Regions from separate parts of the Homo sapiens genome. Here region 1 is linked to region 2. The links are chromatin contacts, found by Hi-C in ENCODE. All regions are on one chromosome and are shown on one strand. The core of a region is the stretch at or near the end of the contact, and the rest is flanking DNA. Distances in the headings are between cores, read along the strand shown.

Region 1 (7,498 bases), core at 1,916-4,415, 350 kb before region 2:
TTGTCTCTACAATGGTTACTCCATGTAGCACATTTCACAACAGATGTCAACACTGGTGCTGGACTGCACATTTATTTACTATTCTTCTTTATGTTTGTTCTAAGAAAGATAGCTAATATATTTTCACAAGACATTTTAAAAGGTTTTTGTGATTTTAGTATAAATCTGTGTGTGTGTGTGTTTGTGTGTGTGTGTCTTCCCATAAGCAGAATGTATTTCTGATTTAAAGGAGCTAAACAGCAAGATCGCACAAAAGTGATAACAAATGTGACTGGAAACAGCTAAATCTGTCAGAAGAGAAAACCACCCCATGGTCAAGCCTTTGAGGCAGGATGCATAGACAATTTTTATCATTCAGGAAACTGGATAATAGGCAGGTGGTTATTGTTCGCTATGATACTTCCACAGATTTCTTCATCCTGTCAAGAGGGTTCTCTCCACTCATCCTAACTTGTAAAGCAAACCAAATTCCCAACATTCTCACTTTTTTTCTTTGACACTATATCAAACTAAGAATGGTCTCAACAAGAGGGCATACTCCAGGTAGTGTGCCATTTGGCAATGTGAAACATGAAAACAACTTAAAAATGAGTGGAAGGAACAACATCAAAGGCAAACCTAGAATTTGGATATTATCATTTTATAGGAAATGAATTTGGACAACTTCAATTTATATCAAAGGACTTTATATAAATTTACTGTACACTACTGTACCTTACGATTTCGGGCCTTAGATCATGCTGACAGCTCTGAACATAAGACACAAGGGTTTTTAACATCTTCTAGGACTCTTACATACAAACAATTTGTGCATCCCATGGCCTCTAGGAGGGCAAGTGGCAGTGAGAATAAAGCTGCATTACAAAACACCATGTATTTGCTACTTTGCATATAAACTCTCTTGATTGGCTATACAGAGAAGCTTGGCAGGGAGCAGACACTGCCAGCCATGTCAGGACAATGTCAGCTTCCAATTTGTGTTACTTGCAAAATGTAATTACATTTCGTTTTTCTTATGAAAGTATATACATCACAGTGTACTTTAAAATGCTTTGCTTGACAGTGGAGTAACTTAAAAACATTAATAAAATTAAGTAAAACATTGGTTGAATTTAAGTTAAAACAAATTTCAGTCTGTCTATGAATAATAAAAAGTGATAAGATCACTTTCTATTAGTTGAGATAAATGATAAATATTTTAAAGAATGTTTAAATACAATATATATAATATATAAATATATATATAAATATATATATAAATATATATAAATATATAAATATCTATATAAATATATAAATATAAATATATAAATATATATATATATATATTTTTTTTTTGAGACGGAGTCTCGCTCTGTCTCCCAGGCTGGAGTGCAGTGGCATGATCTTTGCTCACTGCAAGCTCCGCCTCCCGGGTTCACGCCATTCTCTTGCCTCAGTCTCCTGAGTACCTGGGACTACAGGCGCCCACCACCACGCCCGACTAATTTTTTGTATATTTAGTAGAGACAGGGTTTCATCGTGTTAGCTAGGATGGTCTCGATCTCCTGACCTCGTGATCCGCCCGCCTCAGCCTCCCAAAGTGCTGGGATTACAGGCGTGAGCCACCGCACCCAGCCTGTATCATGTTTTATATGTGAAATATTTCTTACACTTTTAGTTAAGTTCAGGATCTACTAGAATATGTGGATTTTCAAAACTTGCAAATAAATCAAATTATTAAGTTGTATTGATACATTATTAAAATCAAGAATTTGAATAAATCTTACCATCAACCTAATTCTCAAAACAGTAAATAAAATATTGCAAACACAGTTCCACATATAACAGCATTTAATAACTGGTAAATGTAGATGAAAATGCAGTCAGTATCAGAGGACCTGTTTATTATATCACTAACTTGTCAGTGGCCTTTTCTAAAATCAAGTTTCTAAAGACACTAGAGAAATCCACATTAATATCCTCAGAAGATTTTTAAACTGAGTACGATGTTGAGAAAAATTATGTACATTTCAGAATACCAGACGGTGATAAATTTTGTCTCTCTGTTAAAATTTGGGACAGTAGAAAAGATTCTACACCCAGATTTGGAGGCTCTGCTTCCAGTTCTGCCAATGAGATCATTTCCTTTACATATCTGTATTTCATTTCTTTGATAGTAAAAAGGGAGTAAGAGTATCTGTTCCCACTTAACACAGGGTTGCTGTAAAGGGCAAATGAGATAATGCTGAAAAAAATGAAGTACTAGATAAAAGGAGGGTGCTTGCTTCTTTCCCCTCCTAACTCTAGTGATGTGGCCTTGAGAAGCCACAAAGGGTGAAGAAGGAGCCGGAGAAACTGATCAAAGGAGGTAAAGAACTCCTGAGGGCAAACCGAGTTGAGGGTGAAGCTGGAGGAAGAGACAGGCAAAAAAGATGGGAGTCAAAAACAACAAAGCAGCCACCAGACACTAACCAGGTGCTTCTCCAGAGTCCCTGTGCTGAACATCCATGGTGATGGGGGCCTAGGAAAGCAGAAAAGCAAGCATTCCCAAACAGCGGGCACTCGAGAGAATATACTGGCCCCTGTGGGAAAGGCATTCTAAGAAGGCTCTGGATTGGGGTGACAGAATAGGGTCCCATATGAAGGTAACATTTGGAGAAATCTGGATCCTCCTTAAGAAAGATGGGTGAGACGCTGAAGGGAAAGAAGCCAAGACCTGTGTTGACAGTAGATGACTGCACTGCATGAGGAAGCTGGTGTTGCTATCTGTTTTAGCAATATGGTGGGTTTAAAAAAAAAAGAAACCAAACAGACTAGGACTCCTGTCCCAGAAGGGGCTGCCTCTAGCTAGTACTGTGAATTTAGAAGATTAACCTAATCTTGGTTTCCTGAGTTTCTTGAAGTATAAAATGAGCTGGACTGGATAATTCCTAAGATACTCTGAAGTTAAAAATCACAACAGACATGGTGGGTCACACCCACAGTCAACACATATCATTGACTAGGTTAATTGCTGAGTGCTTAGCACTGTTCTAAGAATAACGTCCAACAGGCTGATCTTTAAGAGATATGAAAGTGTGCATCAGGAGTAAAGCCAAAAATGTTGGGGGAAATCTTATGAGATCTCATGGGGCCAAAACATAAGCAGGAGGTTTCACTTCTACAAGCGGAGCCACTACTGCCAGCATGCTCTGACTCAACAGCAGAACTCCAAAATGCACTCATGACCTAGGCAGTTCCATTTCACAGACAACGTTGTTCAAACACAAATATTTGGGATGGTTTTAACTACGTGAATACTGAAGGCTATACTGAAAACTGCCTGATGTGGCATAAATAGCTAGTAATGAACAATCGAACAATCAATACATCATGTACTTATCCATCCACTCAACACATATTTATATACTAAGTGCTAGCCACTATTCTAGACACTTACATCAATGGACAAAGCAAATAAAGCTCTGTAATTAGCAGAGGGCGCAGACATCAACAATAAACATAACAAGTCAATTCTGGGTTTACAATAAAAGTGTTAAGTGCAATGGAAAAAAAGATGTGGATCAGGTGGTGGGTGGGGAGCACAGGTGCCACAGTTTTAAATAAGATGATCCCAGGCCTTGTTGGGAAAGTGGCTGTGAACAAAGATGGGAAGGGTTTCTGGGAATCTGCTCCCTACCGTGCAGGTTCTAGGGGAAGAGCATTCTAAGCAGGACATGCCCTAGACAATGCCTGAGCCGGCGACAGCATGCCTGTCAGTGCAGGGACCAGCTGTGGGATCCATCTCTACAGCCTCCTGCAGGACTCTGGCAGTGGAGGAAATGCTCATTTGAAGCTAGACCTCAGGAATTCGGGTGCCAAAAGTGGCCTCAGAAAACAAATCTGGCACTTATGACAGACTGACTTAGAGGGCTGACTCTGTTATTTAGGAAGATGAGGTGCTTTGTTAGTGGGTGATGACAGTTACTTTCATGTTCTATTTTCATTATCAGTTTTGCAGGTTGCCTTCATTTTCCCCCTTTTCATCATTTCCCCCTTTTCATCATTTCTTCCTTACCCCCTTTTCATCATTTGGACATAAAGCTAAAGATGCAAAATTCTCAAACTGTTCAATGTATGTGTTATTGTTAACCTGATCATGAGTAAGATACCACCTTGCTTACATCTTAAACATCAGCAGATATCTCACCAACTTCAGCCCATCTTCCTTGAAATTTCCTTTAAGGGCATGACCAGCTCAGACGGTGACTGATGCAGGTCTAATAATTTTATTTCTGTGTGTAGTCTGTGGACAAACACTTTTTTATTGACAAGAATTTCCATAGTGTTGACTGTATTCATGAACCTGATTATAAATGTATAAATAAATAAAACTAGTTCTTTTAAGCAGCTCTGCTTAATGGACTGAATGAAACATCAGAAATACTGGCTGTAGCATCACTTAGCTGTAGAATGTTAATGGGCTTCTCACCGAGACAGCTTTTTAAAATATCAGTAACTCAAAAGAACTTGATGTGTTTATCAAAATACTTTATTTTGCTTTCTCCTTTCTTGTAACTGTCCTGATATGTAGGTATGTATACGTATATATATTTTATTCTGGTCGTGTCTGAACTTGGCTGATCATCAACACAACTTGAGAATTCTTTTAAAGATAGTGATTTCTGGGCCCTATTCCAGAGCTAGTTAATCTAAATCTGTGGGATCAGGACCCAAGAGTCTATTAAAATATGTAATATGTCTATATCTATAAGCTCTGAAGATGGATTCTGAAGTTCAGCAGGGTTTAGGAATCACTGGCCTAATCTACTACTTTGTGACCCCAAACAACATTCTATGTGTATAGTTCATGGTTCCATATGCGGCAAGTCCAGACTCAATTCCTTCTTCCCTTCATTTATTCACCAATGATAAACTGTAGACAGATACCACTACTGTCAGTTTCTGTACTTTACTTTTGAGGGTGCTGCATCGTAGCGTATTTAAAGAAGGTCATACTTCATGTGAATTTTAACATGCTGGTATCTTCTTAGTGATAAGCAGGTTGAAATATAATTCTCTTTGAATTTGGAAATGAGAATCAGAAAGGCTTTTCTAAGTCCCCTCATTCATCTTTTCACACAGTTAAAATCATCTACCAAGAGAGTCCCAAGGCAAAACGTCAAAAAAACTGATGCTTCAATTACTTCCATGATAAACTTACCAAATGGCTTTGGAGCTTACGTCTGAACATTTTTAGTGACGTGGAACTCATACCTACAGGCAACCCATTTTGTACTGTCAGGTCTGTTAAATGTTAGTGTTAAAAAGTCACAGTTTAAAAGTTTACTTGTATATAAGGAACTGTGATCTGTAACACCCTGCCCCTTCTTCTCATAGATTCTAGTTCTTTTACCCTTTAGAATGTAGAAATCTTTTCTCCAACATGATATAGGTCCCTCCTACTCTTGCTCAAATTAAATAAGTCATGATTTTAAAAAAATACCTGGCAATACTTAATAGGAAACAAAAAAACATTTTTTTAATTCTTAATCTTGGCTCTGTGAGAATGATCACTATAACTATTTTGATATCTATCCTTCCAAATTATTTTCCTCCATATATCAATATAAGTATACCTATAGCTTTTATAAAAAGAGATTATACCAATTATATTTGGTAGCTTCAATTTCCACTATTACAGAGCTTTCCATTTTAATAAATAATATGTATCATATTAATGGCTAGGTAGTACTCCATTTTATAGAATCTATAACTGTGCCATAATTTAATTATCTGTCCTCCATTAGCGTATATGAAGATGTATTATATTTAGTAGCCTCAATTTCCATTTAATATTATAGAGCTTTCCACTTTAATAATATGTATCGTATTAATGGCTAGGTAGCATTCCATTTTATAGAAACTATAACTGTACCGTAATTTAATTATCTGTACTCCATTAATGCATATGAAGGCCCCCACCCCCATTTTTTGGCTAAAATAAGCAGCCAATCTGATGAACTACACCTAGAAGTGTGATTTCTGCCTCAAAGGGTATGCATTATATATATATATGTATATATATATATCTCTCACGTGTTTATACCTATAATCTTTTGCATACCTTTTGAGCCAGAAAAATCATATTCCTAGCTTAGTTCATCAAATTGCCATGTAAACACAGACACACACAAAGTTTCAGTGAACATCTAGAAATTTATACTAAAACCAATAGTGCTTAAGAGTGCTTGTTACCCTATCCTTAGGATTTACATTTTTAATCTTTTAATAAAGTGTTATGGGAGTTTTGATAAAGTGTTACGGGAGTTTTGAAGAAAGAATTGTTTTTGGTTAGGACTCGAAGGCTTCTACCACAGTTTGCTAGCATGAAACATCAATACTGCTTGTAAGGATGAAAAACATGAGCTAAGTAAACCTGCCCTCTTCCTCCAACCTGACTTGTTTTGAAGCGACTAAATATTTCATCTTAAAAGGGCATTTCTGGTAATTTAGCTTGAATAATTAAAGAAAACCACAGTCCAGCTCTGATGTCCTGTTGGTTTCAGAATGCATACTGAAGATGAACAGAGAGAAATGTGTAAATGTAATGTAAAAAGTAAGGAGAGTAATGATACCCAGAAGATATTCAAAGCTATTAGGAGTATCTCAACCAATAAAATAATCTGCTTTCATAGAAACTGAGTGTTGACATTATATCAGAACAGATTTCTAATGCTTTGATTATCACAATCATTGGACCACTGGATTGTGGACCACTGGTCCACAATGGACCAACTGATGATGGAGATGCAACTCACAGCCATTTTAAATGTTTTATTTAAAAACCACTTGAGAACTTCTATTGTGGCCAGGATAGCATAAGCCCATTAAAGTGCCTATCTCCTGCTGATTACAAATAAAAACTCAGGACAAAACACAAAAAACAATTACCAAAGAACTCTGAAAAGTAAAGAGAAAAAAGCAGTTTGTGGAAGAGAACCAACGCCTGAAGAAGAAAGAGACCTACATGCAAGTGAGTTTCCTGGTTTTCCCGTTTTTTTTTTTCTTGTGGCCTTGAGCTGAGGGTGGGCACTTCCTGGTGCACACAGACAATTAGAACTCTGGGAGACTGTCTTTAACCAGAAGATCAGGGTAAAGGGGGCCCTTTGAGCGTGAGTATGTGTGTGGGCTGAAAACCCTCACTTTTTTCCTTCTTATTTCACAGTTCACCTAGAGTAAGTGATAGCAGAGCTGGGGCAGTAGACAGTGCCAGTAGCTAAAACTTCATTAGAAATCTGTCTTTCTGGCTAGAGAACTGGGAAATGGGCCCTCAGTCCCGAAGAGAGTGGGAGAAATCCCCAGTATACTTCCTCCTCTTTTTCTCTTCCCATTTTACCAGAAGGATGACCCCAATTGCAAGAACTGTGTGGCAGTGCAGAAAGCTAAAACTCTGAAACACCATGTTTCTGGCCAGACCAAAAATGGGCTCTTGTGGTCTAAAGAGAACAGGAGGAATCCCAGAGATCCCTCCAGA
Region 2 (6,717 bases), core at 1,080-3,579:
CCAAAGGTCTAAATCAGAACTGACCTTTCTGAAGCTGGCACAAGTTTTGTCTTTGTTTTGGGCTCTATGAAGGGTGAGGGGATGGAGGAGCCCAGGGGTGAGAATAAGCCAGTGGGTGGAGTTTCCCGCTGCTTAGCGGCTCCTTGAGGGGCCCATTCCATAGACATACACAGAGGGCCTCCTGCATGCCTCCCATGTGGGTCTCCTCACGCTCCTTCTCTCTGCCCCCCTGCACTGAAAGGACTCTGCAGGGCCCAGAACTTCAGGCTTCCTCATCTTGGTGCCTGCCTCCCGGGAGAAGCCACGGCTGCCTTCCTGATTGATAACACAGCGCTGACAAGACAAGTGCTGCTTTGGGTTCCAGTGGTCACAACCAAGCTATTCTTATGCTCCCCTCCTCATTGTTTCCACTCGTTCCTAATTGCACTTACGCAGAGGGCTCCAGAAGCAGTAAACAGACGGCCTTCTCCTATACTCACAATTAGCTAGAAGAATCCAGGTCAAGCTTTTCCAACCTGCAGCCCATGGGTGGCATGTGGCCCAGGACAGCTTTGAATGCAGCCCAACACAAATACTTAAACTTTCTTAAAACATTATGAGTTTGTTTTATTTTTTTAACATGTCAGCTATTGTTAGTGTTAGTGTATTTTATGTGTAGTTCAAAACAATTCTTCCTCTTCCAGTGTGGCCCAGGGAAGCCAAAAGATTGGACACCCCTGGTATGTGGTCTGTGATGCTCCCAACTAAGCAGATGTCATCTAGCATTAGTTTTAAGGCGTCAGGCCAGGTGTAGTGGCTCACACCTTGAGCCCAGGGGGGTTTCAAGGCTACAGTGAACTATGATGGCACCACTGCACTCCAGCCAGGACATCAGAGCAAGACCCTGTCTGTAAGGCGGGGGGAGCGGGGGAGCCAAACTAAGGGTGGGGCATTGTGGGGACTGCTCTTACTTCTAACACAATAACTATGAAATGAGTGAACTTCTGGGTTCTAGTCCTAATTGTGCCATCAGCTCTCGCATTCTTCACCTCCACCTCCATCCCCACTACATGCCCCAACCATACTGAATTTCATAAGAGCCCCAAATATACATCCCCACCTCCATTTGCACTGTCCCTCAATGTGTGAAGAGCCACTTACTACCTCACAGAGCAGAGCGCTCTATCTCTGACCCGGGCAGTTAATAATTACAACTTTCAAATTTCCTATCTTATTCGATGGGGAAAAGCCAACAGCAGTCACCCAGTGGGGGCTAGAGAACAACATTCCCATCTTAGGAGTCATAAGAATCAGAGAGAAGAAGTTTCGCCAAGTCCCTCCAGCTTCAACTCACCTGGCAACTAGTAACAAGCTAGTAAGGTTTAGGAGAAGGCCCGACTCCAAATCCCCTGTTCATTACAGGATTTGGAAATCTCGTTTTCTTGTGGCTTATGTTAATTAAACTTAAACCTATCTTTTAGAGCAAAACAAAACAAATACACTTACTCTTTCAAATATTGGCCTTCCAAATATTTGAATGGAGCTCCTGGGTGCCCTCCAGGGCTGCGCATCTCACACTTTAAAGTGTGTGGATAAGTCACCTGGGGGCTTGTGAAACTGCAGATTGGGATCCAGCAGTTCTGGGAGGGAGCGGGTGTAACAGACCCTGTCTACACTGCAGGAAACCCAGCCTCTACCTCCTCCCAAACCACTTTCAGAGGTCAAAAAAATTATGCAGTCTTTCGAATTAAATTGAAGACTTGCCACCTCCTTTTTATTTCATGTTCCCAGGCACTTACAAAAGTACCTGACTTACCTCAAGCACCGAATAAATCCTGTCGAATATGTCTGACAGAAGGAGGCAGAAACGGTCAAATTAAATACCTCCCCTTCCTCATCCCAGCCCCTTCCTTGGTTTAGAAAGGGCATCTGCTTCTGCCACGTCACTAAACTTATCTGAATATCGCCGTCATCATCTGTAAATTGGGAATAAAAATGACTCCTTTTGGGGCACTGGAGACATCAAACTGCGAGAAGACCATAAGCGTGGAAATGCTTAGCAAATGTCATGAGCGCCCCTCAAGTAAACCAGAACCAAACAAAGCAAAAACTAAAAAAAAATATGGACACATGGCAGTTGCCAAAACACTGTGTACTCACTTAAGTGAGGCAGGAAAAATGCTTCTACCGAAAAGAACACGGTGCAGGAAGAGCTCATTAGGCCTTCCCGAAGGGAACGCAGTAGCTTGCTGCTCGCCCGCAGGGCCGTGGGACCGCGCCGGGCGTCCTTTGCCGCCCTCTGCTGGACGGAACCCCCCACCCGCGCCCGCGTGTCTGGTCACAGCGCGCCGGCAGCGCCCAGGGGACCTGCGTCCTCAGCCAGCCGGTTATGTAACACCAGACTGCATCCAGAGCAGGCTTGCGAAGAGGAAATCACTGAGTTCATGACGCATCGATTCAAGCTGATAAGAGGAGGGGAGGGCAAGAAAATATTGTGTCTTTCCAACGTTCGAGGTGCTAATGAATTTAATCTGCAGAGGAGCCCTAAAAAGCAAGGAGGGTCATTCTTGTTTTGTGGCGGAGCAAAGTGAGGCTCAGGGGGGACTGGATAAATTACCGAGGGGAACATGGCTTACTGAGTGGCCCGACCAGGTTTTGAATTAGGGCCATTTTGATTACAGATACCAGGTTTCTATACCTGAGTCTGCCGTTAATTAGCTATGGGAGCGGGACCCACCCACTTAGCCGTGTGGGGTCCTGGTGTTCTTTGTTTGCGGAGAGAGGGGTTGATGGAGGTGACCCTGAAGGTTCATTTCAGCTCTCACATTCTGAGCCAAGCCTTTTTTTTTTTTTTTCATGTGCCGTTGTTGTGTAGAAATAAATTGTTGGATAATCCCCCCGCCCACCCCCGGCGGTGGAACCACACATTTCTCATCAAGCAAGACAGCACCAAGCATGCCAGGGGCCCTGCCAAAGGCTACCTGGCTTCCATCCTCTCCAAAATGATCTACAGGCTTAGAGCTGTGGTCTCTGAACAAACTTTCATGTTTTAAAGATCCTACCATGGGTGAAATATATCAAAGGGTCAGCCTTGCCTGCCCAAGATACGTCATTTATGTTGCAGAGAAAGGAATATTACAAATTAAGCATGTTTATCCTATGCTCATCAGGGTCCAGGAGAGAGAGATGCACATTTGTACATTCTCCAGGGTGAGTCCCTGAGGTTCCACTTAATGAGCTGGTGGGGTCATTTATCCCTTATTAAGCAGACTAACTCTCAATCTGAACCTTCCCTCAAAAAGTTTTAGTTTGATTCCTCTCTGATATAAAGAGAGTGGACACTTTAGTCTTGTCTAGTCTGGATACTGACTTACAACATGCTTCTGCTTCATTGGAAACTTCAGCTCAGGAAATACTTTAAGGTTCCCCCTCTCCACCTCTTGTGGGGCTATGAAGCATCTCTCCCTCTCAATTTAACTGGAAATTTCAAAGTTTAAAAATGCACACACTGGAAAGCACCGTAGACATTATATGATATAATTCTCTTATTTTATGGCTGTCAATCAGGGCTATTTGTTCACTAAGGACATTTCTCTAGAAACAATAAAAAGATGACTGAGCATCTTCTCCCAGACTTTGGATGGTACCTTACATGCATTGGCAGGAAGCCACAAAGAAAGCTGAGTCAGCGCAGAATCAGGGCAGCCAACAGAAAGTTAGGATTCAGCCTGTTTATCACATTCGCCAGCTAAAAAAAGTCAGGTCTAGGGCCAAAAATACATGAGCCCCTTTCCCAGAGCTCTTCCCCTAGAAAAATATCACACCTTGAGAGCTACTCTGGTCTCATGGAAACACCATACCTCGCATTACCTAAGAAGGCCCAAGCGACGTCCATCTCTAAAAAGATGATAAAATACCCATCAAGCCTCCTTAGTCAGAGGCAGCCACGTTGCAGCCAGAGACCGAATCTGGCAGGGTTTCCAGACTTATAGTACACGCCAAGCATAATTTAATGTGAGTATGATAAACAGTGATGGATCACTGACAGTCTGCGATGCTGTCAGGGCAAGGGTTCCCCACCATTCTGATATTGCAGCAAGATACCAGGAGGCCAGCTCCATCCCCCGAATGCTGTCATGCTAGCCCAGAGAAAACTCCTATTCCTATTCACTTCAAAATAATAACAATAATAATCATTTCTCTTTATTTTTGGTCCCCTTCACCATTTTCTCTGTTAACTTAGAACCTCTGTGGTTTGACTTTTATATCATACCATCCAGAGAAGAAACTATGTAAGAATCAAGTTGGGCCAACAGGCAGTGTTTCTTCTTCAGCTGAGGAATGTGCAGCCCCCGAGGGCTTGGGCAGGAGAGGACAGGAGGGATTGTCACGAAGTCCCAGGATGAACTTGGCCCATGTTCCAGGAGCACTTTTTTTTTTTTTTTTTTTCTGATACAGAGTTTCCCTCTTGTCACCCAGACTGGAGTGCAATGGCACAAGCTAAGCTCACTGCAACCTCTGCCTCCCAGGTTCAAGCGATCCTCCCGCCTCAGTCTCCCAAGTAGCTGGAATTACAGGCGCCCGCCACCATGCCCAGCTAGTTTTTGTATTTTTAGTAGAGATGGGGTTTCACCATGTTGGCCAAGCTGGTCTCGAACCCCTGACCTCAGGTGATCCACCTGCCTTGGCATCCCAAAGTGCTGGGATTACAGGCGTGAGCCACTGCACCTGGCCCCAGGAGCACATTTATAACTCACAGCTTTTGGGGGGTGAGGAAGGGAGAGATGACACAGAAATATTATGAAGTAGCAAGTAAATTTTGCATGGGTTTTTAGGATGAAACACAATATTCTAAAATGTTGTTTAATTTTTTTAACATTTCCTTTACATTTTAAACAAAATTTCTTGTTTGTACCTGGTTGCTTCAAGCTTTGGCCTCTAACCTCTTGGGGGCCCACATATGGAAAATATAAGATTAGATATTATGATAGTTAATATTGAGTGTTAACTTGACTGAAGGATGCAAAGTAGTGTTCCCGAGTGTGTCTGTGAGGGCGTTGCCAAAGGAGATTAACATTTGAGTCACTGGACTGGGAAAGGCAGACCCATCCTCAACCTAGGTGGGCACCATCTAATCAGCTTCCAGCAAGGCTAGAATATAAGCTGGCAGAAGAACGTGGGAAGACTAGACTGGCTTAGTTTTCTGGCCTACATCTTTCTCTCGTGCTGGATACTTCTTGCCCTCGAACATCGAACTCCAAGTTCTTCAGCTTTGGGGCTGAAACTGGCTTCCTTGCTCCTCAGCTTGCAGATGGCCTACTGTGGGACCTCACCTTGTGACGGTGTGAGTCAATACTCCCTGATAAATTCCCCTTTATATATACAGCTATCCTATTAGTTCTGTCCCTCTAGAGAACCCTAATACAGATATTTAATCCTACCTATTTTTTTGCCTTGGAAAGATAGTTACTACTACTACCACTTCTACTTCTACTACTAATTACTATTCTTACCACAATTACCACTACAAATTCTACCACTAAATTTCCTGTTAAATTGTCTGAGAGTCATACTACTACTACTACTATGTGCTCCCTTTCTCTCCTGTTTTAAAAATCGGAAAAGACCCCAGTCTCCAGAGAGACAGGACCACTGCTAGGTTCTGCAGAGCCTGAAAATACAGTGCTTTCCTTGACTTCCCGCCTAAAGAAATATCTATTTAAGAAGTACTAATGGCTAAAAATAGTAAGAAATAATAACAACACAGAGTATTTGCTGACATGGTGGCCATCAGTGTTCTCAAGCTTGTGCAAACTCACCCCAGATGCCCCACGCTAACATTCACAGGACATGCTGGGGCACATAGACGAGGCTGTACGTGGCCAGTGGCCTTGGCATGGGGGTCCAGCTACCCCAGGCATCTCCTTTCTTCAATAAGGAATTCAGTAAGTATTTGTTGAATGAATGAATCATGTTCTTTTCCAGTTAAAAGCAGACTGAGAGCATCGAATCTATTGGAAACACCAGCAAGTGCCATCACCGGACCCAGAGGAGAAAGTAGCAGACCCCTGTGTCATGAGTGTCACATTCTGACCTCTATAGATAAAGGCTCCTTCATTTATAGAGGTCTGAATCCAGGCTTCTCCCCTCTTCTCCTCCGGCACCACCCTAGGAACTGAAGGGACCAACACCACACATGTGACCTATCTGTGGCACTCCAGGGGTGATTCGGTTTGGCTCTGTGTCCCCATCCAAATCTCATCTCGAACCTGTAATCCCCACAAGTCCAGGGATGGGCCTGGTGGGAGGTGATCGGATCATGGAGGCAGTTTCCCCCATGCTGTTCTCATGATGGTGAGTGAGTTCTCATGAGCTCTGATGGTTTTATGAAGGGTTCTTCCCACTTCACTCACCGCTCTCTCTTTCCTGCCGCCATGTGAAGAAGGTGCTTACTTCCCCTTCACCTTCCACCATGATGGTAAGTTTCCTGAGGCCTCCCTGCCACACATAACTGTGAGTCAATTAAACCTCTTTCCTTTGTAAATTATACAGCCTTGGGCAGTTCTTTATAGCCATGTGAAAACAAACTAATACAAGGATTAAGATTTAATTTAGCCTATTTATGGCAATAAACCATTTGGACAGTTTTTCATTTATGAAAACAGAAAACTTCTCTTTGGTCTAATTAGTCCCAGATGTGAAGGAGTGTTTATTTATGGAGGTCTGAATGTGACACTC

The links. Hi-C counts contacts between places; a loop is a spot of excess contacts on that map. Pooled maps may share reads with other maps.
Region 1: a pooled map shows a loop between it and region 2 (2.7-fold over the local background). The contact joins two enhancer-like sites. A Hi-C loop is called at or near these places in 2 of 37 single-sample maps with no recorded cell type and 3 of 50 pooled maps.

What each region holds. Positions count from the first base shown.
Region 1 is chr13:97,455,803-97,463,300 of GRCh38, reverse strand. The region is part of intron 1 of RAP2A (RAP2A, member of RAS oncogene family); the gene reads right to left. Among named protein-coding and RNA genes, the nearest start is that of RAP2A, 25 kb to the right of the region's middle. RefSeq lists enhancers at 2,921-3,030, 3,391-3,440. Within about 2 kb of position 3,165, at least 2 of the 41 ENCODE cell types and tissues checked have a DNase peak (open chromatin) inside an H3K27ac peak, as active enhancers do.
Region 2 is chr13:97,105,648-97,112,364 of GRCh38, reverse strand. No RefSeq gene overlaps it. Among named protein-coding and RNA genes, the nearest start is that of LINC00456, 71 kb to the left of the region's middle. RefSeq lists a silencer at 2,183-2,362. Within about 2 kb of position 2,329, at least 10 of the 41 ENCODE cell types and tissues checked have a DNase peak (open chromatin) inside an H3K27ac peak, as active enhancers do.